2 separate regions of the Homo sapiens genome follow, and region 1 is linked to region 2. The links are chromatin loops, found by intact Hi-C in ENCODE. Cell type or tissue: OCI-LY7. All regions are shown on one strand. Each heading gives the region's core, and the rest is flanking DNA. Links, peaks and the distances in the headings are about the cores only.

What was found. A loop is a pair of places that touch in the nucleus more often than their neighbours do. Peaks named below come from ENCODE experiments on the same cell type or tissue, not always from the same donor. Only the 100,000 strongest peaks of a DNase experiment are listed, where the experiment ranks them.
Region 1: it touches region 2 in a loop (2.5-fold over the local background); 13 of 110 quality-filtered maps call a loop at or near these places.

What each region holds. Positions count from the first base shown.
Region 1 is chr9:97,927,534-97,944,300 of GRCh38, reverse strand. HEMGN (hemogen) reads left to right here and starts at 6,129. Exons shown (of 4, transcript NM_197978.3): 1 at 6,129-6,243; 2 at 8,037-8,130; 3 at 13,080-14,266. The coding sequence starts at 6,165. In OCI-LY7, for the core only: a CTCF peak has its summit at 9,333; DNase peaks (open chromatin) are centred at 5,930, 8,830, 9,380 and 13,140; H3K4me3 peaks cover 5,795 bases; H3K27ac peaks cover 7,048 bases.
Region 2 is chr9:98,094,993-98,111,759 of GRCh38, reverse strand. TRIM14 (tripartite motif containing 14) reads left to right here. Exons shown (of 6, transcript NM_014788.4): 2 at 1,776-1,871; 3 at 11,596-11,829; 4 at 16,731-16,767. Among named protein-coding and RNA genes, the nearest start is that of TRIM14, 16 kb to the left of the region's middle. RefSeq lists enhancers at 9,685-9,804, 10,065-10,114. In OCI-LY7, for the core only: a CTCF peak has its summit at 7,048; DNase peaks (open chromatin) are centred at 3,589, 7,159, 9,609, 10,159 and 1 weaker place; H3K4me3 peaks cover 4,479 bases; H3K27ac peaks cover 7,459 bases.

The DNA.
Region 1 (16,767 bases), core at 5,780-13,779, 170 kb after region 2:
TAAAGCACAGGGAGCCTAGTTTTAGGGGGGAACATATATTTGCTTTTAGTTATGCTAAGTTTGAGGTGCAGTGGGACATCCAGCTAATAAGTGATAACCAAGAAACACTTGGAAATGTGATCTTAGAACTCAGACATATTTATTTAGAAGACATCTGCAAAGAGGTAGTAGCTAAAAGTATATAGTTGGATCAACTGTCTTTGGGTAAGAGTATTAACTCAAAAGGATCAGGGACTCTTGGAAAACACCTCCCATACCTAGGGGAGTGAAAGAGAAGCCTGTGAGCAAGGAGGAGGAGAAGGGAGAGAGAGGTGAGAACACCACACCATCAGAGAGGCTCCACACCATCAGAGAGGCCAAAAGTGGAGCAAATTTCATGGAGGATAGGAGTACTCAGAGGAATTATAAGCTGCAGAGAGGTCAAAAAAGAAGAACTGAGAATGGACCACTGGATTTGGCCATTAGGAAATCATTGATGATTTATGAGAGAATGAGTGAAAGAAAAAGCTAGATTACATATGCAAAGCAATGAAATGGTGTAGGGGGAAAAGGAGACACTGAGAATATATTACTAGTTCAAGAAGTTCAGAAATGAAAGGACAGGGATAAGGGGGAGGCTCAAGGTGGGACCAGAATTGCTCTTCCCCAGATAAATGACCACTCATCAGTGTTTATTCAGAGATGTTTGTCTATACTCTAACAGAAGGAGCATTTGTGGGAGGATTCCAGAGGAGGGACTTTGGGACAAACTAGATTGAAAGGCAGGCTACAGCCATTCTAAGTTATAGAACATGTTATCTATATGTGTACAGCAGCATCTGTTTTAGCAGACAGAAGTCATTTATCATGCATCAACAGACTGAGAGAGAGGGGAACAAGAAACTGTCCTTCTCCTTCTCCACTTAGGAAAGCAAAGCTTGATCCAGTCTTTGAAAAGTATTTAAAAGCTTTGAAAAAGTATGTCAGCAAGGAAGGAATGCTAAGAAAAACAAGTGTCCATTGTGTTCCCTTCCATGACTTTTCCACCCAAATGTATTTTAGGAAATTGCCCAGGTGCATCATTAGAACACTCTAATATCACTATCAACACTGTCCGGGTTGATGGGACTTATATCTGCCGTGTTTTTCATTTTATAAAAAGCTCCCATGATCTCTTTTATCCTCACAGAATCCCCATGAGGTATTACCTTTCTCTATTTTACAAGGGAAGAAACTGAGGATCAGAAAGAATTAAGTGATTTTCCCCAAGTTACCCAGCCAGGAAAATGATAGAGCCCTGTACCCCTCATTCTTTTCAGTGTATGCTTTCATATAATATGGTCTTCACAGTATGGCTCTCTGACTATGGCATGACAAACCAAAGTGTACCAGGGCTCTCATCTCTCTGGTTTTGGAGGCGCTATAATTTTTATCAATATAGCCTTAAATGGCGTTAGCTTTGGGGCACTTTTACCCCGTCTTGTTTTTGACTAAACAGTATCCAGTACATGGCCTGAGCTATTTTTTCCTGTGCTCCCTTTTCACCCCCATCTTAAAGGGCCCTAGGGCAGAAGTTTCAGCAATGTGTTTCCTCCCTCCTTCATTTGCCCAGTTCAGTCAGGCCTCTGAAATGTATGACCAAATTCTCAATACTTACACCTGCTCCAGATGGTCAGGAAGCAGGAAAGCAACTCTCTCCCTCAATACCTAGTTTGTTCTAGTAGGAAGAGGGCCAGGCTGGGCTTGGTAGCTCATGCCTGTAATCCTAGCACTTTGGCACGCAAAGGCAGGGGTATTGCTTGAGCCCAGGAATTCAAGACCAGCCTGGGCAATGTGTCAAAACCCTATCTCTACAAAAAAAATACAAAAAATTAGCCAGGCATGGTGGTGTATGCCTGTAGTCCCAGCTACTTGGGAGGCTGAGGTGGGAGGATCACCTGAGCCCAGGGAGGTAGAGGCTGCAGTGAACTGTGATTGTGCCACTGCACTCCAGCCTGGGCAACAGAGTGAGACCCCATCTCAAAAACAAAAAAAAAAAAAAAAAAAAGAAGGAATTAGAGGGAATTGGAGGCTGAAGGCCCAGCTTCTGGTGCGAACTACCAGTCTCACTCTGTGATCTTAGTTATATCACTCAATGCACTGAGCACCAGTTTCTTCATCAGAAAAATGAGGACAATAATAGCTATGTTATAAGTCTGCTTCAAGGATCCAATGAAACACTTGTGAAACACTTGCTAGGTTTAATTTTCTGCTATAGCCATCTTGAAATTCTTAGCAATTTTTGAAGGAGAAGCCCTCTGTCTTCATTTTGCCATGGGTCCCCCAAAAATTATATAGCTGGTTTCATCTGCATGCCCTTGGCCAAGTTACTTCACCTCCATAATCTATAATTAATTTAAATGAATTGAATTGTTAGGAAATCAATTGTTAGGACAATTCTCAATCCTTCCTCTACTTTAGCAAAGTTTGACACAGTGGATTAGTCTCTCCTCCTTGAAACAGTCTTTCCTCTTGGCTTCCGAGACACTATATTTTTCCAGTTTTCCTCTGCCTCACTGGCTGCTCCTTTGCTGTTTTCTCCCTAACCTGTTAGCACATCCAAAATGAAACTCTTGATCATCTCCTCCAAGCCTGCTTCTCCCAATCTTCCTGATCTGTGAATGCTAACTCCATCCTTCCAGTTGTTCACAACAAATCTTTATCTTGATTCTTTATGTCTCACCCCATATTCAAGTTATAAGTTAATCCAGAATCTGACCATGGCTTCACCACTGCCATCATCCAAACCTTAATTATCTCTCATCTGGATCATTGCAATACCATTCTGATTGTTCTTCTTGCTTCCTCTGCCCCTGTCCCACATAGTAGCCAGAATAATTCTTTAAACATGTAAGTCAGATCGTATCACTCCTCTGTCCAAAACCATGCCATGACTACCCATCTCACTCAGAGTAGAAATCCTACAAGGGGCAATAATAGGCTTCTTCTCTGATCCCACCTCCTTAACACTCCCCTCCTTGGGCCATTTGCTGGTGCCCCTATACCTGGAATGCCCTCCCAGATATCAGCATGGCATATCTGGCCTCTCACCTCCATCAGTTCTGTTCACCTGTCACCCTATCAGTCAAGCCTTCTCTGACCACACTATTTAAAATAGCAGCCACCATCAACCTCCTTTTTCTTATCCTATTATGCCCAGCTCAGTTTTCTCCAAAGCACTTATCACCATCTGACACATTATATATTTTATTTATTTCCTTATTGTTTATCTCTCCCCATTAAAATGTAGGTTTCATAAAGGCAGGGACTTTGCTGTTCAATTACTCTATCTCTAACACATAGGACTGCGCTGGGCACAGAATGAATGACAGTAGAAAGAGCTCTGACACAGATGATGATATTGCTATTATTAAGTCACAGCAGCATCAAGCCCTGAGTGTATAAATTACTGTCCCAGGCTGCATGTTCATGAAGCAGGGAGTGAGGGCGATTATGGGGACTACAGTGAGCCAAGCCTCCCACCGGATCATACTGTGGAGACAGAAAAGTGAATCAGGAGCTGTATCTGCTCTCTAAGGGTTTGTGGCCTAGAGAGAGGTTTATGTATATATGCAAATAACTCTAGAACAAGGCAGCATTTGTCAAAAAATATGTGGACTTTAATGCCTAACACACATTCTGGAAATTCTAGTTAGAGAATTCTAACTAAATTTCTAACTAGAATTTTCTACAGAGAGAAGGGACCATGAACTGTGGCTTGTAAACTTACTGTAGGCTACTTCTGTCTCAAATTCCCACTCTGGCCTGTTTATCATGCCAGAGACACCTTGCCTGACTTCCAATCTAGTTTGCTCCAAAGTGTCTCTCCACTGGCCTCCTCCACCCAATATTACCTTCAATTTACTGTTAACTTGAAACCCCACCCTCTTACAGTCCCTCCACACTCTGCTTCTAGATACAGGGAACATGGGGCAGGGGTGGAATTGACTTAGGTAGGTTGTAGCAGGATATAAAGAATCTATTATTTCCTTGCAATACAGATGTACACACTTTCTCCTCTATGAGCCTACAGGGCACAGGGCTCAGGAACTGCACCATCCGTCTCTACAGCACAAGAGGGGGCATTAAGTAAAATTTGCTGAATTGTTGAACTGGGTGTTACAAGCTCTTAGTAAGGACAATTTTATTCAAGAAGTACCTCTGCATCCACTGAAGGTGTCCCAGAGGGATTCTATAATGTTATTTTATTAAACTATCCTAATGTAAGAAACAACCTAACTAATAAGAATTAAAACATATCAACTAAAGGGACCAATATTTAAAAAAACACTATTTTGTAATTTTTAAAGTTAGTTTGAGTTATTTAAACCCCATATCTGAAAATCCAAAATTTTCAAGCAAATAATGCCTGCTGTTCCGTGCAGGATTCCTTTGAGCAGGGGCTCCCTGAAGTTACCTGAACTTTTAGATACAGAGATTTACTTAAGAGAAGGACTGGGGAACTGAGAGAGGTAAAGCTAAATATTAGGGTTTAGTAATTAAAAACCAAGTTAAATTTTAGTGGCAGATACTTGGGTGTTTGTTATATCATTCTCGATACCCTTTAGTGTGTTTGACAGCTTGTTTCTCTAATATATTTACATGATACACACATTTTTATACCCAGGAAAGATCAAGCACACAAAATGATGACCCATCTCCTAATCTGTAAGAGATGCTGCTGGCAATAAGTAATAAAATACTAAGTATAGGTAACTCTCCTCCTCGGTTCTCAGTTTCTTTGTATACAAAATAGGCAGGGACTAGATGATTTTGGGCTCTTCCAGTTCTAATGCCTTAAGACTCCATGGAAGTAGTGGGTATCTATTCACATTACAAAGGTCTTTCTTTATAAAGAATCCTCTTCAGATTCTCTCTTTAGTGCATTTAAACTATGACTTGCTTTACCAAAATCTGGTTACTGTATTTTTATTGGTAGCTAACATTTACTGACCAAGTTCAATATGCTAGGCACACATAAAATGCCTCATATGGATTACTGGACTTAATCATCCCAGTAACTTTCTGAGGTAGATACCAATATTGTCCCCATGTTATAGATAGGTAAATTGACTCCAAGGCTATCTAACCTGCCTCAGGTCACTGAATTAGGGAATGTCAACACTGGAATTCAAACTCACTTCAATTCAATCTGAATCCAGAACACATATATTAATCCTGCATCTCCCAGACTGGCTTCCTGTATCAGGAGGTGCTCAGGGTTTCTTCTTTAGTTGAACCATAGTAGTCTGTGGCTCCTTGTCTTCACAAATGGGGTTACTGCTTGGAGATAGGATGGTTCCTTTGATTATTTCAACTTAATTTCTGGGATATAATGTGGTGATATTTTCATTAAGAAGTAATTTTTCACCTTCCCCTATATGAGTAACAATGGATTTCACTAGTTATCTTGAGTCACTTGCGAATGATTTGGTGAGCCAAAAAGGGTACAAAATTGCTGTGAAATTCTAATTTGGTTCTTTATGTCTATTTCTTAACTAAGTCTAACAGCATACACAGCAAAACTGTACATTATTTTGCAACAGATTAAGGTGAAAAAAGCTACATACAGGAAACCATGTAAGATTAATATATATCACACTTTCTAGAAACTTTTATATCTATTATTTTCACTTTCACAAGAACCGTATGAAGTAGGCAAGACAGGAATTATTTACCCATTTTGCAAATGCAGAGAGTCATAGAAAAGGGAGGTGACTTGCCCTGGGCCACTGAGCTGGTTGGGGCCTAGATTGTGTTCTTTCTACACTAGGCTACCTCCATCTGTAAAAAGGAACATCGGATCCAGACACTTCCTGGCAGATAGAACCAAAAGAGTGCTGACTAGAGGCTGTGCCATGCCAGGCTGTGGTCAGAGAGTTTCCCTGTATAAATAGCAACCTATGCTAGGGGTTGCTAGCACCAGCCATTTCCCCTACTCACACCTGTGCAGTGTGATAAAGATAGTAGAATTAGCCTGCAGTTGTGGTCCAACCAGATAAAACTTTTAGGCGGGAAGTCAAGTGACAGGCAAACTTGTGTGTGTGGTTTTTTTTTTTAAGTGTTAGATGTTTTTGATATTTTAAAAAAGCATCTAGGCTGCTTGTGGAAGTCAGACCAAAATAGCAGGAAGGTATTGCAGCAAGATGGATTTGGGAAAGGACCAATCTCATTTGAAGCACCATCAGACACCTGACCCTCATCAAGAAGAGAACCATTCTCCAGGTAATGAAAAATACCTTAAGAGCTGGTGGCTGTTGAGAAGAATTCGGGGTATGATAATTTTCTCTTTTCAATGGATCTGGCCAAAAAAAAAAAAAAAGGAAATAAATGAAAGCTAATGAGACTAGTTCATCCAATAATTTCATTCGATGGCTGTGGTAAAACAAGTGGATTCATACATTTCTATGGCAGCACAAATTTGGTCTAACGTTTGGAAAGAGATCTGGCAATAAGTGGTGAGAGCTATAATACTGCTTATTCTTTTGACTCACTAATCTCAGTCCTTGGATCTATCCTAAAGCAACATTTCTCAAAATGTTTTGTGGAAACTTAGGCCTTGAGATACCTTAAGACATTGTTTTAAATTTTTTTTGCTACATGGATCTCTTTGGCATTCTGATGAACCCAGAGACTCCTTCTTTGAATAAAATTTTTAAAGGCATAAAATTAAATATATAAGACTAGAAAGGGAATAATTACATTAAGATACAAATATCAAAATAAAAAATTATTATATAGTAATATATATGATTATTTATAGATTACAATATCCAGTGGTGGGTCTAATAATAGTATCAAGTCAAATAAGTCATAGCCAGTAGGTGATATTTTAAGGTATCTGCAACAACTATAATGTGATAAAAAAATATGTGATTTCTTTATAGGGACCAAGTCATATGCTGAGGGGGAGGGAGAGCATCAGGAAGAATAGATAATAGATGCTGGGCTTAATACCTAGGTGATGGGATGATCTGCACAGCAAACCACCATGGCACATGTATACCTATGTAACAAACCTGCATATCCTGCACATGAACCCCTGAACTTAAAATAAAAGTTGAAAAAAAAGTCATATACTGCCAAAACTACTGTGGTTTGTTATCTACATTCATAATTGAAGGAACTGTCAATTTTAATTAGAGGTTGGTAAAAATAAAGATATAATTTTTCCTATTAAGAACCCTTATCCCAAGAACAAGAGGCACCATGGTTCAAGGGGCATGCTCTATTCTTTAGAGGTCCCAGTGTGGATTTGTATCACTTCACAGGCTCTAGGAAGCTCTGCATCAAAGACTCATCAATTTTTCTCAACCTTAGACAGCAGCAGAAACTTTTTTGATCAAACCCTTAATTTTCCAAAGAACTTGAAAAAACACCGTTCTAAGGAAAAAATACCAAAGAAAAGCTATATGCAATGAATATGCTTATTATAATTTGATATACAAGGCAAAGATAACTAGCAACAATCTAAATGCTCAATCCAAGAGGAATGATTGGGTAAATGAGAGTACATCAACTAGACTATGTATCACATTGTCATTAAAATTATCATTATGAAGACTACGTCATGGAAAATAGTTCTAATATAACGCTAGCTTAATAAAAAGATTAAAATTGTGGTATGCTATTCTTACAACTTTGTGTAATATAAAGACTGGATAGAAGTGAGGAATAAAATGAAAACAAGTTATCATGTTAAAGACAGCAAAATATGGCTACTTTTTTCATTATTTGTACAATATATAAAATTACTTTGAAGAAATTAATAGGTTGGTAGCACACTTATGTACAAATACTATGTAGGAGTAGGTCTCTGACCTTTTCATTCAAAAACATTTGCTGAATGTCTGCTTCCAGGCTTTCTCTGGAGATACAAGGATAAATGAGATGCAGTCCTTGTCCTCAAAAAGCTAGGAGAAAAACCTAGAACAGAGACTCTGCCACTTGGCTACAGGACTTTTGCTGATAGACACCACAGTTCATCACTTTTTCTAATCACTTTCATTTTATTACAGAAGTCATTGGAACCTGGAGTTTGAGAAACAGAGAACTACTTAGAAAAAGAAAAGCTGAAGTGCATGAAAAGGAAACATCACAATGGCTATTTGGGTATGGTAGCATCACAAGGGAAAGGGAACTAATATATTTATTGAGGATGTTATGCATAAAGTAGTGCTGTGCACTTTACACACTGTATTTTATCTTTCCAACAATCCTGTAAATCAGACATGGTTATCCCTATTTTACAGAAAAACAGAGACTAAGCCTCCAGTGAGTTACACCTCTTGCCTAAAGTCACACACACAGCTGGTAAAATGGTGGGAACAGAATTTTTTCCCTGGTCTCTTTTAATTAAAGCACTGAGCAACCGAATTATATTGTAGAGAAGCCTGGCGTTTAGCTCCTAGGTAATATAAACATAGAAGCATCCTGTTGGGAGTGGGAAACATCATTGAAGAAGCCTCCAAGATTGTTCGCCAAGCTTTCTATTAGCTAAATCTTTACTGAATGAGTGTGATTAACTCTCCATGGAATAAGCCAAAACATTCGCTGTAAATGAGTGACAAAGAGTTTAGATAACCTGTATGTTCACCTGTATGTAAATGCAGGAAGGGGGTACAATAACATGACTGTAAATTAGGCGACATCTAATTGCATCCATTTCAAATATGATTGTGGAAACTGGGGACTTGCTTGCTTGGAAGGGGAGCCCAAAGAGCCAAAAGTGCAGCATCCATCTAAGCCAAAGTGTCTCCACCTTGGCACTGCTGACACTGGGGGCAGGAGAACTTCCTGTTGTGTGGGGGGCTGGCTTGTGCACTGCAGATGTTTTGTAGCATTTTCTGGCCTCTAGATGCCAACAGCACCTTCCACCCCAGCTGTGACAACAAAATGTCTCCAAACATTGTCAAAAGTCTTCTGGGGTGGGGTTGGGGGAAGACAGGCAAAATCATCCCCAGTTGAGAACCACTAATTTAAGCAAAGCACTCTTCCTAAGAAAGGGCATTTTCCAATCCCCAAACCCCGCTGTGGACTGAGCACTGTCTGTTCTGCTACAACAGATGTTTCTATAACACCAAGTTCACATACGATTGATAAATAGGAGAATGATGTCAGTATAATGTGGGGGTTGTGTTGGTTCATGATTTTTTCCTAGTCAGAAGAAAGCAGAATAGTGGGAAGAGAATTAAAGCTTTCAGCTGGAAAGAAAAAGCCTTCAGCTTGGCTGTTGTATAAGCAGGATTCTTTTCAGCCAGCATCCAGGGTTCCCTCCTCAGAGAGGCACAACACCAGCCTTGCGCAGCTCTCCATCAAGTGGCAGCTTGCACTTCCCTCCTGTGCCCAACTTAACGGCAACCCCGCTGGCTCAGAGCTCAGGTCTCAGCAGCTTCAAGCCTGCAATTACACTATATTTGCATTTACTATCCCCTGAGGCAGCCTCCAGCCACAGTAAACTGCTTGTCTAGACCATCCAAGTTCTCTCTCCTGGTACCAATTATTGTTTTAGTTAGTGTTAAAATGTTGCAAGGGTTTTGAATCATTTGTCCCAAGCCTATTTGCCCCACCTCCATAACCACTGTAACTTTATAGAGGATGATTTTGCAGAAAGTGAGGTTTTTTTAGGAACACGTGTATCATTTTACAGTAGAAATATTTGTATTAGGGTCCTGTGGCAGGTCTATTGAAGATTATCCAATTAGCTCCCAAATTCCATACCACTAAGCAATCTTCCAATCATTACTTGGCTTCCCAAGTACTTATCTACAGAGACGGTGCATTTGTTTGGGAGCCCAGAACCCAGGTATTCTCCTCCCCTCCCCTCCCCCCTCCCCTCCCCTCCCCCTCCTCTCCCCCATCCCCTCCTCTCTCCTCCCCTCTCCTCTCCTTTTCTTTTTTCTCTTTCTCTCATTCATTCATTCATTCACTCGTTTTGAGACAGAGTCTCACTCTGCTGCCCAGGCTGGAGTGCAGTGGCACAATCTCGGCTCACTGCAACCTCTGCCTCCCAGGTTCAAGTGACTCTCCTGCCTCAGCTCCCAAGTAGCTGGGAATACAGGCACTGGCCACCACGCCCAGCTAGTTTTTGTATTTTTTAGTAGAGACGGGGTTTCGCCATGATGGCCAGGCTGGTCTGGAACTCCTGGCTTCAAGTGATTCGCCCACCTTGGCCTCCCAAAGTGCTGGGATTACAGGCGTGAGCCACTGTGCCCAGCCAGTCCAGGTATTTTCTACTATGTGACTTTGTATGTCTGTTCATTTAAAAATTGGTCTTTAGGTTTATATGTCAGTCTCCTTAAATCTGCTTGATGAGCTCTGCCCCTGATAAATGGAGGTAGTCTCAGTGTGCTAACAGAATCAGGTTTCTGGGCTTGCTGGGCTGAGGGTATTCACTCAAATGGATAACACCTTAGTGAGCCTCTTGGCAGCTGGCTGGACTTGCTCTGGTGATACATCTCTATAATGCTAAGGCCTGTGCCCTCTTTTCTCACTACAACACACCATACAGTGAAACTTTATTAGTTTCAGAGAGAGGCAGCAGAGTGCATGGTTATGAGCCTGGCTGTTAAAGCCAGAATGACTAGATTCGTAGCCTGGCTCCCCTACTTGGTAGCCAGAGCCCTTGGAAATATTATGGAAAATAAATAATTCTCATTATAAACGAATAGATTGGCACTCTGGTTTATATACTAGTCTCTTTGCATTTAGTCTGTGTGTATTACTTCACTACCCCTGAGTAAACTCATACTCAGGGTTTCTAGACCTGCAATCCAGGCACGGCTCCTTATCTGTGCAGCCTGCAGGTGGATAATGTATATGGCTTGATTATCAAATACAAGTGTTGGGCAAGTTACTCAACATCTCTGTGTTTCAGTTTTGTCATTTGCAAAATGAAAATAATAACTACCTACTTCATAGACTGATGTGAAGATTATATGAGATAACAAAATAACTAAATTATTTAAACGGTGCCTGACATATACAAGCACTATAAGTGTTTCCTGTATTCATATGAGTCCTAATTTATATTTGAATAATTCATTCATGTAAGTTATTATATATAATTCTTATAACCACCACATGAAATTGGGCCGATATTATTTACCTCATTTCACTTACAAGGAAACCAAGGCATGTAGAGGTTAAGTGACTTGCCCACAACCATGAGAGAGTACAGACTAAAGTTTAGGCCACATAGGTATTTTTTGCATTTTTTGAAAAACTACCTGGGAAGACATGGACTATTACATTACTCAGATCTCCTCATACAGAGATTTAAATAACAACTTCTTTAGGATTTAATATCTAGGAAAAAATATGTGTTTCCTAAGGAACTTGGATTACTATTAATATCTTTTTCAAAAAATTTATCAGAATTTTATGATTTATCTTGTCACCTTGGTTACTTGTAGTAATAGTTCAAAATGCTGAGGTGCCATAACCATCATCTTTAGATTTCCTTTTTTTTTTTTTTTTTGAGACAGAGTCTCATTCTGTCACCCAGGCTGGAGTGCAGTGGCACAATCTCAGCTCACTGCAACCTCCATCTCCTGGGTTCAAGCGATTCTCTTGCCTCAGCCTCCCAAGTAGCTGGGATTACAGACGCGCACCACCATGCCTGGCTAATTTTTGTATTTTTAGTAGAGACGGGGTTTCACTATGTTGGCCAGGCTGGTCTTGAACTCCTGATCTCGTGATCCACCAGCCTCGGCCTCCCAGAGTGCTGGGATTACAGGCGTGAGCCAACGCACCCGGCCTAGATTTCCTTTTTTAAATATAATTTTCAATATTATTTTAGACTGCTCTGTTACATCTATACCTTTTTTTCTTTTTTTCTATAGCCTCATATTAGAAGTGAACATATATACTTTTTTGGTATTGACTTCAAACTGTGTTTGGTGAGGTAATCTTTTAAAAACACTTTTTTACAACGGAAATTTCAAACATACACAAAAAATGGAACAGGGTATACTTTTTTTAAATATGCAAGGAACGATGGGCACTATAAAGATGTAAAAAACACTGGTTTTTATCTCCAAAGACTGTCTAAAATGTTTACTAAAAGAAATACAGTTTCTTCAGAAATAACTACAGTATGAGGCAGCCTACATTCCTTGCCTTTAGCATGGTACACCCAATAAGTCCTATAGGAGTGCTAAGCTGGGAGAGCATTTTAGTCCTGTAGTCTCTTAGAGAAGGCTCCATGGAGCGGGTAGCATGAAACAGAATTTCAGTAGATTTAGAAAAATGATGAAATGCTTATTTATAGTACTTCCCCCAGCCCCCAGCCCCCAGCCCATCTGTATTAGCCATCTGTATTTGGTTGTATTTGCAGTGCCTAACAATTTGTCACTGGCTGCAATTACCATGCATATCCTTTCATCTTCTAGATCTTTAATTTATTAATTAGGAATAGGTATAATATGGCCACTCATGCCTATCTACCTGACTTCTTAACTTCAAGAAGTGCTTTTGCAGCTTTTGACCCCTTACAGTATACCTCATTTGATATATACTGTAGCAACTTAGAATTCTTTACACAAAATAATGTATTTGATAATCAAGCCATATACAGCATCCACCTGCAGGCTGCACAGACGAGGAGCTGTGCCAGGTCTAGAAACTCGATTTGTATGAGTTTACTCAGGGGTAGGGAAGTAACACACAAAGACTAAATGCAAAGAGACTAGTGTATAAACCAGAATGCCACTCTATTAATTTGTAATGAGAATTATTTATTTTCCATAACAAAACTTTAAGAATATGCTATAACACACGCACGCACGCATACGCGCATGCACTACCCTCACCAAGAAGGCTCCTGGTAAGCATGGTATCAATGCCACGAAGTCCTGGAGAAACATTCCCTCTCCTAAGAATTGAGAACATCTAGAGCTGCTCCTTCATTTTACAAACAAGGAGATTGAGGCCCAGAGAGATTAAGTGACTAGTTCATGATACTTGTGCAATGAGGCAGTGGGGGACCTGGCACTGTTATTACAAGCATTTATTTGAATTCTGTAGTACCACTGCTGACACTAATTCTGTTCTTTCTGCAGAGAACAGAAAAAACGCAAGCAGCAGAGAACAGGAAAAGGAAATCGAAGAGGCAGAAAGAGACAACAAAACACAGAATTGAAGGTGGAGCCTCAGCCACAGATAGAAAAGGAAATAGTGGAGAAAGCACTGGCACCTATAGAGAAAAAAACTGAGCCACCTGGGAGCATAACCAAAGTATTTCCTTCAGTAGCCTCCCCGCAAAAAGTTGTGCCTGAGGAACACTTTTCTGAAATATGTCAAGAAAGTAACATATATCAGGAGAATTTTTCTGAGTACCAAGAAATAGCAGTACAAAACCATTCTTCTGAAACATGCCAACATGTGTCTGAACCTGAAGACCTCTCTCCTAAAATGTACCAAGAAATATCTGTACTTCAAGACAATTCTTCCAAAATATGCCAAGACATGAAGGAACCTGAAGACAACTCTCCTAACACATGCCAAGTAATATCTGTAATTCAAGACCATCCTTTCAAAATGTACCAAGATATGGCTAAACGAGAAGATCTGGCTCCTAAAATGTGCCAAGAAGCTGCTGTACCCAAAATCCTTCCTTGTCCAACATCTGAAGACACAGCTGATCTGGCAGGATGCTCTCTTCAAGCATATCCAAAACCAGATGTGCCTAAAGGCTATATTCTTGACACAGACCAAAATCCAGCAGAACCAGAGGAATACAATGAAACAGATCAAGGAATAGCTGAGACAGAAGGCCTTTTTCCTAAAATACAAGAAATAGCTGAGCCTAAAGACCTTTCTACAAAAACACACCAAGAATCAGCTGAACCTAAATACCTTCCTCATAAAACATGTAACGAAATTATTGTGCCTAAAGCCCCCTCTCATAAAACAATCCAAGAAACACCTCATTCTGAAGACTATTCAATTGAAATAAACCAAGAAACTCCTGGGTCTGAAAAATATTCACCTGAAACGTATCAAGAAATACCTGGGCTTGAAGAATATTCACCTGAAATATACCAAGAAACATCCCAGCTTGAAGAATATTCACCTGAAATATACCAAGAAACACCGGGGCCTGAAGACCTCTCTACTGAGACATATAAAAATAAGGATGTGCCTAAAGAATGCTTTCCAGAACCACACCAAGAAACAGGTGGGCCCCAAGGCCAGGATCCTAAAGCACACCAGGAAGATGCTAAAGATGCTTATACTTTTCCTCAAGGTAAGGGCTGTTTATAGCACCAAGGTAGGTACATCTCCCCCAGAGTAGTGATTTACAACTTTCTCTGACAATCCTGGGTATTCCCTGTTATTTCAATGGATACTGTGAATTTCATTGACTAGTTTTAAGTGAACAATATTTTCATGCAACCAACGTCTGTCTTGGCATATTTCAAAGAGTTAAAAAAATTGAAAATGCAAGCATGTACATTAAGTACTTATTCATACTATCCATCCATTATGAGATGCTATAGTCAGTGAAATGAACCCAATATAGGATGAATTATTGCAAAATATTTTTAAAAATTAAGTCTACATTAACAAGAAAGCTTGATGAATGAAGTTTTTCTAGGAAATTTAATTTGCCTGATAAATGGAAAGCAGGTAAATTCATAGTACGAAGTACTGAGGGAGATAAAAGCTGTAAAATATAATCCTGTTACTAGGGAATTCATTCTTGTAGGATTTATCAGGTTTACCAAAAACCCTTTCTATTTCAAGATTTGTTCCTGAAAAACTTTTTCCTAAGTATAGGAATTTGAAAATAATGCAACCTTTCTTTAATTTCACTTGCCTCAGAGACATAACTGAGAACTTCAGCTCTCTTTGTACAATACTGTAGACAGTATAAGAAATGGACTGAGTCTATCAGACCATAGTTATCCCCAGGAAACTGATTTCTAAAGAAATCCCTTTAGTAGTTTACTTGCTCTTTATCCTAAAAGATGAGTGCAACAAAAACATGGTGCTAGTTGGTTTCCAAGTAATACCAGTTTTGAAGAACTACTTTAAAGAAATACATTGCAGCAAAAGCAGGCATGTGAAGCAGTACGTGCACTGACAGGAGTACCCTGCTGGAGAAGCAGCTCTAACCAACACAGCGTCCTGATTCCTAACTGCTTCATTCTAAACCCAGCAAGGTCGATATGGTCAATTAATTAACGCTTATTTTATTTTTGGCTTTGTTTGACCAAATAAATGGGAATATCTATTTTTCCTGATTATAAAAGTAGTAAGTGTTCATTATAATAAAGCAATATGTAAGTGAATATCAAGTAAAGTAAAAGTCCCCTATAATACCATCTTCTATCTTCAGTTCCCAATGTTAAGGTTGTTTTGTTTCAACAAATGAGACAGTACCCATCCTATCCTGTAACTTGTTTTTGTTTTCATTTACAATATGTATTGCAGCCATCTTTATGATGTCTTTTGTAACAACTGCATAGTACTGTGCTATATGTATATTCAACCAGTCTCTATAAGGATGAACACTTAGGTTACTGCCAAGTTTTACTATTACAACAATGTTCAATGAACATCATTGGGAATAACATTTATTTAGTTAACATTTATCTGGTACTTTTCTATGTGCCAGACACCATATTAAATATTTTATGTGGTTTATTTTATTCAATGTTAAAAGCTCTACTGGATAAATAATACTCCCATTCTAAATATAAGGAAATGGAGGCACTGGAGGCTGAAGTTTGTCTGATTATTTCCTTTGAATCAACCCCTAGAAATCAAATTGTTGGGCCAAACGGTACCCAAATTTAAAGTTTGAATATACAGTCAGTCAGACTAGCCTCCAGAAATGTGGTAGCAATTCACACGAGACAGGTGCCTTTTCCCCACACCCTTGTCAGCACTGTACATTATGACATTTTAAAAATCCTTGTCTGTCTGCTAGGTTAAAAAATACACTTGATCGGCCGGGCGCGGTGGCTCACGCCTGTAATCCCAGCACGTTGGGAGGCCGAGGTGGGCGGATCACGAGGTCAGGAGATCGAGACCATTCTGGCTAACACGATGAAACCCCGTCTCTACTAAAATTACAAAAAATTAGCCGGGCGCGGTGGCGGGCGCCTGTAGTCCCAGCTACTCGGGAGGCTGAAGCAGGAGAATGGCGTGAACCCGGGAGGCGGAGCTTGCAGTGAGCAGAGATCGCGCCACTGCACTCCAGCCTGGGCGACAGAGCGAGACTCCGGCTCAAAAAAAAAAAAAAAAAAATACACTTGATCTTAGCCAAAAGGCTGAGAAGTGATAGGTTAAAAAATAAAACACACCTAATGGTCTTAATCACCCCCTTTTATAATTAATGTTACTAGACATCTTTTCAGGATTATTATAAATATAATTTTTTAAGAATTGCCTGTTTGAATCCTTATCCCATTCAACATTTTTTATTTCTTTTTTCCGATTAAAAAACCTCTTTAAATAATAGTTTTTACTATGTATATGTTGCAAATATTTTTCCAGTTGTCTTTGATTTGGTTTAACTTTGTTTATAGTGGTTTTCACCATATATAATTTTACTTTTTAGGTATTCGAACTTGCTAGTCTTTTCCTTTATGGTTTCTGGTCTCTGTGTTCTGCTTAGCATCCTAAGATTACTAAAAACACTATTATTTCTATAACTTTATGGTATTTAAAAATTTACCCCATCTACGGTTTGTTGTTGTGTATGTTGTAAAGCAGTTTTTCTTCCTCCAAATGGAGAGT
Region 2 (16,767 bases), core at 3,231-11,230:
TCCACGTTGGTCAGGCTGTCTCGAACCCCTGACCTCAGGTTATCTGCCTGCCTTGGCCTCCCAAAGTGCTGGGATTACAGGCGTTAGCCACCGTGTCCAGCCTGAAAACAACTTTTAAAACTATGAAATGTTCATTTATAAACTTTGATCTCATTTACATTTATTTAATTTTTTCATTCTTAACAATTTTGCCTGAATAGTTCATTAAACAAAGCTAGCCACCATCAATTTATTTCTTTGCTAATCATTTCTATAGCCTGTGAATGTCATCCTCCCAAGCAGCTGGAACTTGAGGCATTCTCCACCATGCCCAGCCAGGTTTTTTGTTTTGTTTTGTTTGTTGTTTTTTGGTAAAAATGGGGTCTAGCTATGTTGCTCAGGCTGGTCTCAAACTCCTGGCCTTAAGTGATCCTCCCACCTCAGCCTCCTGAGTAGCTGGGATTACAGGTGCAAGCCACCATGCTCAGCTCTTGAATTTCATTACGTAAGGTTGACACTATGAATATTCATTTTGCATCCACATACCCACTTTCCTATCCATTCACCCATTATTCATTCATCCATCCATCATTCACCAAACATCTATTCAGCATATATTTTGGGCCATGAGTCAAAGAACAGATCAGATCCTTCCCTGACCTGGAAGAGTTCTCTGGCTGGTTGGGAAAGAAGCTAGCAGCACCTGATAATTGTTTTTTTTTGGGGGGGGGGACAGGGTCTCACTCTGTTGCCCAGGCTGGAGTGCAGTGGCATAGTGGCATGATCATGGCTCACTGCAACCTCCTGGGCTTAGGTGACCCGCCCCTGACCTCAGCCTCCCAAGTAGTTAGGACTACAGGTGCATGCCACCATGCCCAGCTAATTTTATTTTATTTTATTTTATTTTATTTTATTTTATTTTATTTTATTTTTTGTGGTAGAGGCAGAGTCTCACTATGTTGCCCAGGCTGGTCTCGAACTCCTTGGGCTCAAGTGATCCTCCTACCTCAGCCTCCCAAAGTGTTGGGATTACAGACATGAGCCACCATGCCTGACCAGCCCCTGATAATTCTGTTCAATTCAGCAAACACTTCTGGTCACACCCTGCTCCCTGTGGGGAGTGAGAACGAAGCGAGCCTGCCCTCAAGAAGCTCCTAGTCAATGGGGCAGCCAGATCTGGGCCCAGCAGCTGAGTGTAAGGCCAGCTGTAAGAAAGGCTAAGATGGAGACGAGATCACACCCTTGGGGAAGGAGAGTGCAGAGCAGACTTTGGGGAAAAAAGCAATTTCAAAAAGCAGAGATATGGAAGGTGGGAAGAGCAGGAAGCATGAACCCCACTGACCTCTCACGTAGTCCAGGGCCAGAGGGTCACAGACTCCCTGGAATGTATGTTTCATGAGGGCAGCACCTGGAACAGGGCCCAGCACATAATAGGTGCTCAGTTAATACTCCATAAGTAGATGTTCTTTCCCAGACCCCAAGCTGTTTGCCTTAAAGTCCCACTTGAAAGGCTGGAAAAGCAAGTCACAGGCAAGACTTGTCCTAGATAAAGTAAAGTGTGAGGAAGGGGTGCAAATCAAGATTAGAGGCATACCTGATGTGGACCTCCGAGGATCAGAGATGTCCTAGTCCCAGCTCATCCACCAACTTGCCATATGACTTTGGGCAAGTTACCTCACCTTCAGATGCCTCCATTGGAAAAGAATACAAGGGTAAGAGGAGGTGACCCCTGTGGGGGGCCTGTTATTTGGAAAGTGACAGTATTACGACTTTTTTCCTAACTCCCTCCTGTACAGAAACTCAGCCAAGAATGTTTAAAGCAGCTGGCAATCAAGAAGCAGCAGCACATTGACAACATAACCCAGATAGAAGATGCCACCGAGAAGCTCAAGGCAAGTGGACATTTCTTCCTCATACCCATGGAAAGACCCACATTTCCCCCCAGACAAAAGGGACCCCCAATATGGAGCCAATGAAAATAAAAACCAACTGCGAAGGGGCAGATGGTGGGGCCTGGAGCTTCTATAATTCAGGGTTCTTTAGAAAAAGAACACAAAATTACAGACAAAATTAGGTGCAAGACCATGAAGGGGCTCTGCAAGTGAGGGGCCCTGAGCTCCGGTTTCCTTTGCTTTGTGGCAAATCTCTGGTTCCTTAGTGTCATCTGCCAGTCTCTTGGAGGAATTAGCCCATTATCCCAAATTGCCTTAAACAAAGCAAAACACAGCTTAAGGAATATGCAGATATCTCTTTAATTCCACTGCCATGCTGAAAGAAAGCAAGTAGGGTAAGATCTGTTCCACAAATAGGTACTTTCTTCACTCTCCTTTCATAATGATGTTTGAGTGGATTCTCTGTGGATTTTGAATGGGAACTTGAGGCTGATGTTATTCTAAGTAACCATTTTGACATGACAAAGTTGTTGTGTTTTTAGGGCCTCAGGGGCTGGTCATTTCCCCTTGCATCCTCCGTTGCTCCCTCCCCCTTTCATCCTGTTGCTCCCTCCCCCTTTCATCCTCTGTTGCTCCCTCCTCCCCTTCATCCTCTGTTGCTCCCTCCTCGCAGTGAGGGCTGGGGTGGGAGGCCCTCCTGGGGCCTGCCCCACTGAGAGCTGGAAGAACCCCTGCTCTGCACTTTGGGAGGCCAAGGCTGGAGGATCACTTGAGCCCAGGAGTTCGAGACCAGCCTAGGCAAGATAGTGAGACTCCCATCTCTACTAAAAATAAATAAAATAAAATAGCCAGGTATGGTGGTGCACGCCTGCAGTCCCAGCTGTTTCAGAGGCTGGGGTGGGAAGATCGCTTGAGCCCTGAAGCTTGAGACTGCAGTGACCTAGGATCACGTCACTGTGCTCCAGCCTGGGCAACAGAGCAAAACCCTATCAAAAAAAAAAAAAAAAAAGGAACCCCTGACTGATTCACACAAGAGGAGGAGTGGCTGTGACCATGGGAGAAGCTGGCACCCAGTTTCTCCTGTGACCAGGCCAGGCCACAGAATTGGCTCCCACATTTGCCTAAAGTCCATTCTCTGTCAGTTGTCTTCATGACAGTTTGCCAGTACCCTGAAGACGTTTGTAGTTCACACCTGTGGTCCCAGCTTAATAGTGTCTCTCATGTCTTCACAAGCAGAACTCTGGGCTAGGAGATAGACAGTACCAAAGGATTTAGAAAGTGAAAGCTGTCACGTTGGAAGGGTTGTGGGGAGGCCTGAAGATCAGGCTCCCTGTCTGCAAATGCCTGAGCAGATATGGTTTGAGGGCCCCCAAGAATTAGGACCCATGTGGAGGGTCTAGTCTTCCCCAGGCCACACTGGAAGAATTGTCTTGGGCCACACATAAAATACACTAACACTAACAATAGCTGATGAGCTAAAGAAAAAAAAAATATCCAAAAAACTCATGATGTTTTAAGAAAGTTTACAAATTTGTGTTGTGCCACATTCAAAGCTGTGCTGGGCCACATGCGGCCCACAGGCTGCAGGTTGGATAAGCTTGGCCTGAGGGATGGCCTGGGGTAGGTTTCAGCTTAATCTAAGCCATGGTTCTCTTTCTCTTGACCCTTTCCCCAACTAACTTTTTAACTTTTTATAGATTTAGAGGAAGTTGCAAAAATAGTAGAGTTTTGTGTACCTTGACCTAGTTTGCCCCAAGGGTTACTTGTTACATAACTATAGCACACTATCCAAAAAAAAAAAAAAAAAGGATGGTATGTGTGTATAGTTTTATGTCAACTTATCACATGTATAGATTTGCATAACCACCACTGCAATCAAAATGCAGGCTATTCCATCACTGCCAAGTTCTACCTTCTTCTAGGCCAAGCGAGGTGGCTCATGCCTGTAATCCCAGCACTTTGGTAGGCTGAGGCAGGCAGATCATTTGAGGTCAGGAGTTCGAGACCAGCCTGGCCATCATGTTGAAACCCCATCTCTACTAAAAAAAAAATACAAAAAAATGCCGGGAATGGTGGCGCCTATAATCCAAGCTACTCAGAAGGCTGAGGTGGGAGGATCGCTTGAACCCAGGAGGTGGAGGTTGCAGTGAGCCAAGATCATGCCTCTGTACTCCAGCCTGGATGACAGAGCGAGACTCCATCTTAAAAAAAAAAATCTACCTACACCTTTATGGTCACCTCCCTACCCACTGTATCCCCCCGACCAATCCCTAACCCCTGGCAATTATTAATTTGTTTGATAATTGTTGCATTTGAAAATGTCATAAAAATGGAAAATGATCTTTTGAGGTATTTTTCACTCAGCAGAATGCCCTTGGGATCCACCCAAGTTGTTGCAAGAACCACTAGTTCATTCCCATGTATTGCTGAGTAGTAATATTCCACTAATCCGATAGTATGCATGTACCATAGAGGTTTTTTAAACCATTTACCTATTGTAGGCTGTTTGGTACAGTCTAGGGCTATTGCAAATAAGGCTTCTTTGAACAGTTGTGTCCAGGTTTCTGTGCGGACATAAGTTTTCATTTATCTGTGTTAGATGCCCAGGAATGCTATTGCTGGGTCATATGGCACCTGCCTGTTTTGTTTTTTAAGAAACTGCCAAACGCTTTTCCAGAGTGGTTGTGCCATTTTACATTCCCACCAGCAATGCATGAGAGTGTGTTTTTCTGCATCTTTGACAACATTTGGTATTGTCACAAGTTTTTATCTTAACTTGCATAATCTGTGTGTAGTGATACCTTATCATGGTTTTAATTTGCATTCCCCCAGTAGCTAGTGATGTTGAGTATCTATTCATGTGCTTGTTTACCATCTCTACAAAAAACTAAAAAATCATCCAGGTATGGTGGCACATGCCTGTAGTCCCAGCTACTCAGGAGGCTGAGGTGGGAGGATCGCTTGAGCTCAGAAGGTTGAAATTGCAGTGAGCAATGACCATACCCACTACACTCCAGCCTGGGTGACAGAGCGAGACCATGTCTCAAAAAAAAAAAAAAAAAAGAAGAAAGAAAAGAAAAAGAGTTTGTTGGGATTTTGATAGGAATTGTGTTAAACCTGTTTATCAATTTGGGGAGAATTGACATTTTTACTATGTATTCTTCCAATCCATGAATATGGTATATCTTTCCATTTATTTAGATCTCTGTTTTCTTTCATCAGCATTTTGTAATTTTCAGCATACAAATTCTGTATGTTTTGTTAGACTAACACCTAAGTGGCCTTCATAAGGTAATAAGAAAAATGGAATTAATAGTCAGCATTTTAAACCTGAGACATATTTGTATAAAAATTTATAGTTAGGAAATTAGAAAGATATTGCCACCCTATGCCTGCACTCTCATGTGGGGGCAGATGGAGCTGAGCAATGGCTACTCCCATGGCATGGGATCTCCCAGCTCCACCCTGCCCACTTCCTTCAGTGTTAACAACCTGGCTCCTGTGAGCATTTATATTCAATTCCTGATCAAGAAACATATTTTTAAAAATTCATCCATAATCCTGCATCCTGCCACTTCAGGCCAACCATTATTCACATTTTGAGATTTTTTTCCTGTATATGCATATGCTTTTAATGTAGCTTGAGTTATATTGTACATACAATTCTAATATATCCCCAATCTGGAGGTGAGGCATGGTGGTTCATTTTCTTGTGTGGTTTGTCACGTGTATTATCATCTTGTCTCCAGTAGCTATTTACCATAGATGTCCAATACACTGTGGATTGTGAGTGTGCCCCTTCAGAGCACTGTGACATGAGCATCTTCAGGAGATGCTAAGAGTTTCAGTAGCTCCAGACTCATTTTCATATTATTTTTCAGTTTTGAGTTTCCGTGAATTTGGACTCCAACCCTGCTTAATGCAAAACTGTTGTTTTATTTGTTTTGCTGGTGATTTTCTTTTCACCTGTGACCCTGGATGAATGACTAGATTCCTCTTCTTTTCCCTGGGCCCGGGGGTGGAGTTTTTCTGGTGCTAGTTGATGGATGGAGCAGCTCTTTGTGGATCTGACTTGATGCAGGTCACTCCTTTCCACTCTCAGCTGGAATGTGGCCAGGTACTCTGTGCTCCCCCTGGATGGCCAGGCCCCATTGTGGCTTTCGTCTGCATGCATGCACCTCTGGCTCCACTCCTTCCAGGTCACTTAGCTTCAGCTCCTGCCAGGTCACTCACACTGTGTTTCCTCTTTGGTTTTGGCATCAGTGAATTTACTTTGTTTGTTTGTTTTTTTGTTTGTTTGTTTGTTTTTTGAGACAGAGTCTCGATCTGTTGCCAAGGCTAGAGCACAGTGGCGTGATCTCAGCTCACTGCAACCTCCGCCTCCTGGGCTCAAGCAATTCTCCTGCCTCAGCCTCCCGAATTGCTGGGACTGCAGGTGCCCACTACCGTGCCTGGCTAATTTTTGTATTTTTAGTAGGGATCGGGTTTCACTATGTTGGCCAGGCTGGTCTCGAACTCCTGACGTCAAGTGATCCTGAAAATGCAGTCGGCGGGGCTCAGCCCCTCTGTCCTACAGAGCAGAGCCGGGGATGGGCAGGAAATGGGCCTGAGACACAAGGGCCCAGCCTGGCACCAGACCCAGAACCCCTGCGGGTGGAATAAGGAGCCTCAGTTGCTGGCTCCATGCCTTTCTCTGTGACCCGCAGGAGCTGTAGGGACTGAGCCAAGGCTTGGGATCAAGGCACCAATGGGGGGACATGAACCAGCCTTTGCCAGACTGGGAACAAAAAGATGGGGACCCTGCCAGGCCATGCTGCTGACAAGGCCACTGGTGTCCATTGCCCCTGCTGGGCATGGCCACTCCCTGCCTCTTCCTGCCTGCCATTGCCACCATAGCAGAGTCTAAAGAGTCCCCATGCTAACGTGGTCTGGGCAAGGTTGGACAGCATGCCTTCTTTCCCTGGTGGTGCATCCCATGAGAGGCATCCGTGGGAGGGTTGTTGGAAGTCATACTGAGTTTTCAGCAAAACAGCGCCCTCCTTTCATCTCCTCACTCTCCACAGGACCCAGAGGTGGATTCACACAGCAGCCCACACTCTGAGTGCAAAATCCCCCAGCCTTCCCTGACCGGGGCTTCATGGCTGTTCAGCTTCTTTCTCTTCCACAGTCCTTAGACCCTGCTCAGCTAGACTCTGTTAGGCCCTCACCCAGCCACCAGCTCTCTTCAAAGCCCAGCCCAGTTCAGCTGGGATCTTCACTTTGAACCAGTGGGACCCAAACCAGATGGCGTACTTCCTTATTTCATGACCATGATATTCTCTTGCTCTCTTTCTCTCTCTCTCTCTCCCCTTCCCTCTCTCTCTCTACCCCTTTCTGACCATATTGCATAATCAGCCTCATCTGCTTATACAAGAAGTTTTCTGGTGGCTGTTTTCCATACTGGTTGCCACTGTGCTGAGAGTTAGAACAAGGTATAGCGTCGTGAAGCTTCTTTTGTATTTTCTACTTTACAAAGTGGATCTATAAAAACTGCTTGGAGCATAACTTGGTTGGGAGGAGATATTTGCTCTCTTGGTTTCTCTGCAAAGGTCCTCTGTGTACTTACGTTGCTTCAACATGTGTTCATAAATCAAGAGTTTGAAATACATTTTATTTTCTTCATTTGATCATTCAGTAAATATATATTTGTGTCCAGGCTCATTGACCCATTGCAACCATAAAAATGTGGACTAATTCCCAGGCTAGCTTAAAGCTATAATCCATAGGCCTGTGTATGAGCTAGCCTCTGAACCTATCCATAGGCCTGTGGTATGAGCTAGCCTCTGAACCTATCCTCTGCCTGGAGCATTGGATAGGAAACACAGATTTAGAGAACTCATCTCCTGTTTGCTGCCAAACCACATGCTGTCCCCCTGAGAACACGGTATCACGGGAGCCTGCCCACCCCTCGTGACTGGCTGGGTGCTGGGTTCATTCTGCTATGTGGACTGTGCAGATGTTTGGGCTGAGGAAGGGAGCTGGCCTATGTTTAATTTTTTTTTTTTTTTTTTTTGAGACGGAGTCTCGCTCTGTTGCCAGGCTGGAGTGCAGTAGCACAATCTCGGCTCACTGCAACCTCTGCCTCCCGGGTTCAGGCGATTCTCCTGCCTTAGCCTCCCGAGTAGCCAGGACTACAGGTGCCCACCACCACACCTGGCTAATTTTTTATATCTTTAGTAGAGACAGGGTTTCACCATGTTGGCCAGGATGGTCTCCATCTCCTGACCTCGTGATCCATTCGCCTCAGCCTCCCAAAGTGCTGGAATTACAGGCGTGAGCCACCGTGCCCAGCTTTAGTGTTTTTTTAATTGTATAAATAATACATGAACAAATTGTCATTTTTTAAAATTTAAACAATGGTATAGTATGGAACTACATAAGGTACAAAGTGAGAGCCTCTCTTTTCCCTTACCCCCAATCCCATGCCTCTTGCCAAATATGACCACTACTAACAAACATTTTAATTGCACTTGCAAATATATAGATGTATACATATGTCCATATACAGGTTTTGTTTTATTATGTTTTACATAAATTTGGATTATCTTGCTTATATTATTCTGCAGCTTGTTCTTTTTCACCTGTTTTTTTTTTTTCTGGAGAACTTTCCCTGCCAGGACATATAGGTCTACTGCATTGTTTTTTGTTGTTGTTGTTTGTTTTTGGAGATGGAGTCTCGTTCTGTTGCCCAGGCTGGAGTGCAGTGGCATGATCTCGGCTCACTGCAACCTCCGCCTCCTGGGTTCAAGCAATTCTTTGCCCCAGCCTCCTGAGTAGCTGGGATTACAGGCGCCCGCCACACGCCCGGCTAATTTTTTTGTATTTTTAGTAGAGACAGGGTTTCACCATCTTGGCCAGGCTGGTCTTGAACTCCTGACCTCATGATCTGCCCGCCTCAGCCTCCCAAAGTGCTGGGATTGCAGGCGTGAGCCACCGCGCCCAGCCTACTGCATTGTTTTTGTTGTTATATTTTCTTCTTCTTTTTTTTTATGGTGATAAAATATACATAACATAAAATTTGCCATTTTAACCATTTTAAAGTATTCAATTCAGTGGTATGAATTATATTCACAATGTTGTATAGCCATCACCTGTGTCTACTTCCAAAACTTTTTCATTATCCCAAACAGAAACTCTGAAACCATCAAGCAATTACTCCCCATTTCCCCTCTCCCAGCCCTTGGTAACGTCGACTCTACTTTCTGTCTCTATAAATTTGCCTGGTCTAGATGTTTCACATAAGCGGAATGATAAATTATTTGTCCTTTTTTGTCTGGCTTAATTCACTGGGGATGATGTCTTCGAGGTTCATCCATGTTTAGCATGCATCAGCACACTGCATTCTTTGTAATCGCTATAAATTATTTCATTGTACGAATGTAGGACAATTTATATAATGAACCGATATACATATCCCATATTGAAAATTGTGCCAAATATGTCATGGTTAACAACTGTCTGAGGCTGGTGCACAGGGGAATAAAATAATTTACCAAAACAGCATTGAGTTTAGAAAGGCAGATTTATTTAGAGAAAAGGGGGAGATACATTGAAAGGGAGCAATGGGTGAGACAGCAGAAAGAAGACTGTCTGCAAAGAGGCAGGAGCTGGAGGTGGAGTTTTCTAAGGTTGTGCTGCTTGAGCTGAATGCTTGCAGACAGGATGCCTGGGTGCAGGTGGACTGTGAGTTGAGTGCTTGTAACAGGATGCTTGAGTGCTAGTGAGCTGTTTGTGGTTGACCCTATTTCTCAGAACGTTCGCTCCCCACTGCTGTTGTTTCTGTTTCTGCTAGTGACGCCCATTTTTCAATGTTTTTTTCTTTTCTTTTTTTTTTTTTTTTTTGAGTCAAAGTCTTGCATTGTCGCCCAGGCTGGGGTGCAGCGGCCTGATCTCAGCTCACTGCAAGCTCCACCTCCCGGGCTCAAGTGATTCTCAAGCCTCAGCCTCCCAAGTAGCTGGGATTACAGACACCTACCACTACACTTGCCCAATTCTATTCTCTATGTGTAGAAGCTATATACTGAGAATCTTGGTACACAAATCTTCATGCACATGTGAAAGCATTTTCTAGGATATAAGTAAAGTAAGAGGAATTGCTGCATGAAAGAATAAATGTATTTAAAACTTTGAGGCCAGGTGCAGTGGCTCATGCCTGTAATCCAGCACTTTGGGGGACCAAGGCAGGCAGATCACCTGAGGTCAGGAGTTCAAGACCCAGCCTGGCCAACAGTGACTCCCTGTCTCTGCTAAAAATACAAAAATTAGCCAGGCATGGTGATGGCCACCTGCAGTCCCAGCTACACGGCTGAGGCAGGAGAATCGCTTGTACCCGGGAAGCGGAGGTTGCAGTGAGCCGAGATCTTGCCATTGCACTCCAGCCTAGGCGACAAGAGCAAAACTTCGTCTGAAAAAAAAAAAAAAATTGATAGCTATTGTCGTATTGTCCTCTAAAAGCGAAGTACCAATAGACCCTACCACCCACAGTTTATATAAATGCCCTACTTCACATACCCTTACAGACTGTATTTCAGTCTCTTAAAAGTCTTCCAATCTAATGATCAAAAACTATTTTCTGGGCTGGGCATGGTGTCTCATGCCTGTAATCTCAGCATTTTGGGAGGCTGAGGCAGGTGGATCACCTGAGGTCAGAAGTTCAAGACCAGCCTGACCAACATGGTGAAACTCCGTCTCTACTAAAAATACAAAATTACCTATGTGTGGTGGTGCGTGCTTGTAATCCCAGCTACTCAGGAGGCTGAGGCAGGAGAATCGCTTGAACCTGGGAGGCAGTGGTTGCTGTGAGCCAAGATCGCACCACTGCACTCAGCCTGGACAAGAGTGAAACTCCTTCTCAAAAAATAAAAATAAATAAATAAATAAATAAAAATTGTTTTGTATTTCATCTAATTGATTTATTCTTTGGGCTTTATGTACAGTGTTTTAGTTTAACTGGACCTTCTCTTTTGTTTGTTTTCCTTAACCTTTCATTGTGGAAAATCTCATATTATTTTAATTATTTTTACTTTTATATTTTTAGTACAAAAAATACAAAAATTTGTTCTAAAATGCCACTGTTACACCACACATACACATACATACATTTCCATATATAATTTGAGTTCTTTTAAAAGCTCTTTATTTTGTACTTTTGACCTCTTATCTATGCTTGAGCCACATGGTTTTAGATCCTGTAGATTTATTGTTTTGTTATCAGATAAGGCAGATAAGGCAGATAACCTCTTATCAGTTTTCTCTTTATTGATTTTTTTAAAGCAATTTTGGCTTTTCTTATGCTTATTCTCTCTCCTAATGATTTAATAATTTTTAATCAGCATGTTAAGATTTTGATTAGAATTTCATCAAATTTATAGACTAATTTAGAGACAAATAGTGACTTTATAGTAATCAACCCTCCCAGTCACGAATATGGTTTTGTATTAGGTATATTTCCACATATTTTGCTATTTTTTCTCCCATTTTCAAAAGGATCTTTATTTCTCCGTGCATTTTACGATCGGTGATGGGCTGGTGCTTAGGAAAGCTTTGGTTTTTATAAGTTGATCTTGTGTCTGACTGGCCACTTTACTGAACTCACATTTCAGACGTTATGATTTTTTTCATGTTGATTATTCTGGATTTCCTGGTTGGCAGACATGTCATCTGCAACTGGTTTTTCTGTTTTTAGGCTAATGCAGAGTCAAGTAAAACCTGGCTGAAGGGGAAATTCACTGAACTCAGATTACTACTTGACGAAGAGGAAGCGCTGGCCAAGAAATTCATTGATAAAAACACGCAGCTTACCCTCCAGGTGTACAGGGAACAAGCTGACTCTTGCAGAGAGCAACTTGACATCATGAATGATCTCTCCAACAGGGTCTGGAGTATCAGCCAGGAGCCCGATCCTGTCCAGAGGCTTCAGGTAATGCTGGGGTCACTGCTCTTACTGCTGCCACCTGCCACCCACACTTCATCTCAAGTATTGTGGCATTGAGCACAGTATTGACACACTAAGCAAGTACATGGACTATTGTCTTGTCACCATGTAGACTGTCTTGCCCCCACACAGGTGGTCAAGAGAATATACATTGTTAGGAAGATAATACACCTCTTGGGCTAATTAAATAATATTAACAGCCACCAATTTCAAAGGCCCCTGTGTCCTGAGCACTGTGTAGTTTAGCACTAATATTCACCAGAACTCTGCAAAGTGGGCTCACCCCATTTTATAAACAAGAAATTGAGGCTCAGTGAAGTGACTCACCTGGTCTCACACAGCAGGTAGGTAGCAGAGCTGGTATCAGGTCTGGCTGTCTGTCTAGGTCTGTCTGACTCTAAACCCACAAGGGACCCTGCCTGGCCCTCTGACTGTACAGTCTTTTTTTTTTTTTTTTTTTTTTGAGATGGAGTTTCTCTCTTGTTGCCCAGGCCGGAGTACAGTGGTGCGATCTCAGCTCACCACAACCTCTGCCTCCTGGGTTCAAGCAGTTCTCCTGGCTCAGCCTCCTGAGTAGCTGGGATTACAGGCATGTGCCACCATGCGTGGCTAATTTTGTATTTTTAGTAGAGACAGGGTTTCTCCACGTTGGTCAGGCTGGTCTTGAACTCCTGACCTCAGGTGATCCGCCCACCTCAGCCTCCCAAAGTGCTGGGATTATAGGTGTGAGCCACCGCAATCAGCCTGCCTTTATAGTCTTAAATTGAGACACCCCACCTGAAAAGGCAGGTGTCCTTGCAGCTACTGAGCACATTTCAAAGGCTGAGTCACAGCTGGCTCAATGGTACTCCTTGGCCACTGGGCTTTGTTGAGGAAGAGTCTAAGAAATAGCCCCTGTGGCAGATCACTTGAGGCCAGAAGTTTGAGACCAGCCTGACCAACATGGCAAAACCACCTCTCTACTAAAAATACAAATATCAGCCAGGCGTGATGGCGTGCACCTGTGAGGCTGAGGTGGGAGAATCACTTGAATCGGGGAGGCAAAGATTGCAGTGAGTAACGAGATCATGCCACTGCACTCCAGGCCGGGTAACAGAGTGAGACTCTGTCTCAAAAAAAAGAAAAGAACTAGCCCCAGGGATAGTCATTGCTACATTTAGAGAAAGCATGTTGTTGAGGATGGTGTTCCTGTCTACTTTTTTCTTTTTTTTTGAGACGGAGTCTTGCTCTGTCGCCCAGGCTGGAGTGCAGTGGTGTGATCTCGGCTTACAGCAAGCTCCACCTCCCACCATTCTCCTGCCTCAGCCTCCCGAGTAGCTGGGACTACAGGCGCCCCCCACCACGCCCAGCTAATTTTTTGTATTTTTTAGTAGAGATGGGGTTTCACCATGTTAGCCAGGATGGTCTCCATCTCCTGACCTCGTGATCCGCCCCCCTCGGCCCCTCAAAGTGCTGGGATTACAGGCGTGAGCCACCGCACCCGGCCGATGGTGTTCCTGTCTTTAGGGAACCGTGGAAGAAACTGTTGTCTGGTGTCAATATCCCTGTGCAGTCACTTCTGCACTAGAATTGCTTTTCCACTAATAGAGCTCCTCCTGTTTCCTTCTTTGCCTTGGGAAGTTCAGAGCCAAATCTGCTTTGACTAACCAGACTAAGGCTTCATGGCAAACACTTTGTGTCTAATTTTCTCTTAGCTTCATTTTTCTCGCTATAAAGAAAAATCTTGCCTTATTAGAGGACCTTCACAAGACACTTTAAAGGCTGTGGGACAAGGCAGGGTACAACTAAAAGTGGCACCAACTCTAACCACAGATTAGTATGGGCTCTGGCTGGAAAATAAGACAGACAAATAAGCCAGTCAACACAAAACCCGCCAAGCCAGTCTCCAGCTGGGGATTTCCACTCTTGTGTCTTTATGTGGCCTCAGTCGGTTCAGCCTGTGTCTCATTGTCAGCTGTTTGAGCCAAATTCTGGATGAAGTGTTTTCCTAGGCATAATGGGTGTTGTGCTTTAAGAGAGGCAAGATGCACAAAGTGTTACATGTAATTGTCTCTTTTTAAATAATGGTCGTTTTTAAGGCTATGGAATACAAAGGAATCCTTCCATGGAGAAGCATGCTATTCTCACATCAGAAAACGGTTTCAGGGCTTTGTCATCTTTTTTTTTCAAATTCTCTTGGGCCACAGCTAATGATTTTAATCATTCACCGTTCCCACCTTCTATGTGTTCATTCGTTTATTCATCAATATGTACTGAGCCAGGTCACTTGCTGGACATTAGGAGCTCACAGTTGGGTGGGGGACTTGCTCAGAAACAGTTATTTACAATACAGCTTAAACAATTTTGTAAATATGAAGCTAGCAAAATTATGTCCAAGAAATGTCTGACACTCTCTGGCTGGGAGAAGGATGCAGTCTGGGAAGACTTCTAGGAAGAGGTGATGGTAGGGTTGGGTGCTGGACAATGAGTAGGAGCACACTGTATATAGAGAGGACGCAGAGAGGACAGACAGGAACTGTGTACATGTGAGAGCTTGACAGGCTGGGGAACCAGCTGGGGTGCAGCCTGACTTGAGGAGAGGTGAGGGTATAAGGGTGGGGGGATTGAGAGACACAGCTGGATCCATAGGCCATAGTTAGTTCATGAAGGCCTTATGTGCCATGGAGTTCAGACTTTGTCCTGTAATGAGATAGGAGACAGGAATGTTTGTTTGTTTGTTTTTGAGACAGGGTCTCACTCTATTGCCCAGGCTAGAATGCAGTGGCTCAATCTCAGCTTACTGCAACCTTTGCCTCCCAGGTTCAAGGGATTCTCCTGCCTCAGCCCCTGGAAGAGCTGAGACGACAAGCACGTGCCACCATGCCCAGCTAATTTTTGTATTTTTAGTAGAGACAGTGTTTCACCATGTTGGCCAGGCTGGTCTCAAACTCTTGACCTCAAGTGATCTGCCCACCTTGGCCTCCCAAAGAGCTGGGAGGTGTGAGCCACTGCACCCAGCCCAGGGGAGTGTTTTGAACTGAGGGATGAAAGCATTCACATGGTCAGATTAGTGCTTTAGAAAAGTCACTTTAGAGATAGAGTGGAAGATGGACAGAGGAGGCCAGGATGGGAGGCTGGAAGAGAACTTGGGAGGAGGCCACAATGTCCAGGAGAGAGATGATGGTGGCCTGGACCAAGACAGGGGCAGTGGGGATGGGGAGAAACAGGCAGGTCAAGAGATGCCACAGGAATGGAGATTGGAATTGGAGAATGGGTAGGAGGAATCCCCAGATGATGCCTGGGTTTCTGGCCTGAGAGATGAAGGGCTGGGATTTCTGTTCTCTGAGTCTGCAAAGGCAAAAAAGTGGCTGTGCTCGGTTTCATGCATTGATTTATTCCATCATACATATGTTTTGAGAACCTGTGTGTCAGGTCTGGTGCTAGCTGCTGGAGTTTGGGGTTACCAGGTGGTGCCATGTGTCCTCTATCGACCCCTCATCCTACCCTACTCATCTGCCCTCTGAGCCCCCTCTCGCCTCCCCGGAGCTGCTCCCTGCCCACCCTGGACTTCCTGCTAGTGCTTGGTCTCCCCTGGCCAGCTCCATTCCAGCGCTCTGGGTGTGACCTTAGGCCTGGTTCCCCACCAAAATGAGGTTGGACTCTATAGACTCCTGGCCTCCTAGGCTGAATGGGGCTTGCAGGCCATCTCACAGCCCCCTCCCAATGTACAGCATGCTGCCAGGTGGGATCTGCCCCTGCCCAACAGCCAAGTGCTAGGCCACCCTCCCTCCCTCCTGAGGCCCTCATCTGTCCACCCCTTCTCGGGTGGGCAGCACTGCCACTGCCAGCCAAGCCTGATCACCTGAGGCAGTCATCTTCCTTCCAACTCCTGGCCAGGACAGAGCTTCAGAAAATGCAGCCATGGTTCTTACCTGCAAACATGAGAATCCACTGGAACTGTTTTAAGCAAGAAAGGAGTTTATGGAAGAGTATGAGATAGCCCATAGGATCTCCAGGAGGGCCAGAGAGTCGGGATGGAAGATGGGCAGCAGGAATGAAGTCCAGACTCCAGCAGGGGTTGGTGCCAGTATAGGCCCCACGGCACCCCTGCTGGGCAAGACATCACCACTCACACCACTGACCAGAGCCCCCACCACTGCTGTCCCTCAGTGCCACATGCCACCATCACTACCTTCACCGTCATTTCCAAATCCACGCTTTGGCTTGGAGGCGTCTGGTCACACTCCTGCAGCACAGGTGCAAAGGGAGCTGGGAGAGGGGGTTTTCTAGCTTCTCCTTAGTGAAGCCACATACCACAGGAAAGTATTGAAGAGGGGCTGTCCAGGTGCAAAACAGGACACATGTCCCCTGCGGTGGCCACACCCCCTCAGTCAGCACTGCAGCTGAACCTTGCTGGCCTTTGGCGTCCTTCTTAGAACATGGTTTCCTGCTCCACCTTTGAATAAGCTCCAGGTGCTCCTTCCCCAGGGAGACTGACCTCTCACCCTTTTTGTACCCAAGGCAGACCCGTGGCGCAGTGTGTGTGAGGCTGAAGCCTCTCTGGGAAGGGCCCCGTGTCAGCCTGACCCTGCCTTCTGCATGCATAGCTGGCACAGAGTAGGTTTCAATGAACACGTAAGGAAGGAAGGAAAGGAGGAAGGATGGAGAGGGAGGAATCCCCAGTGCCAGCACTGAAAAACCGCACCTCCGCATGGCTCCCACCTCAGGGATGCCGTATGGTCTCTCCAGGGCTCTGCTCCTGCAGGCATGGCCTGGGCTGACCATAGGTGCCAGGCCAACGTGGAGCCTGGGCATGCTGGTGTGGGTTTGTTCCTGGGTGCAGCACAGGAGGCTGGGATGCTGCCTGCATCTCCCAGAGCCACCCTCACCCCCGTGTGCCCACACAGGCATACACGGCCACCGAGCAGGAGATGCAGCAGCAGA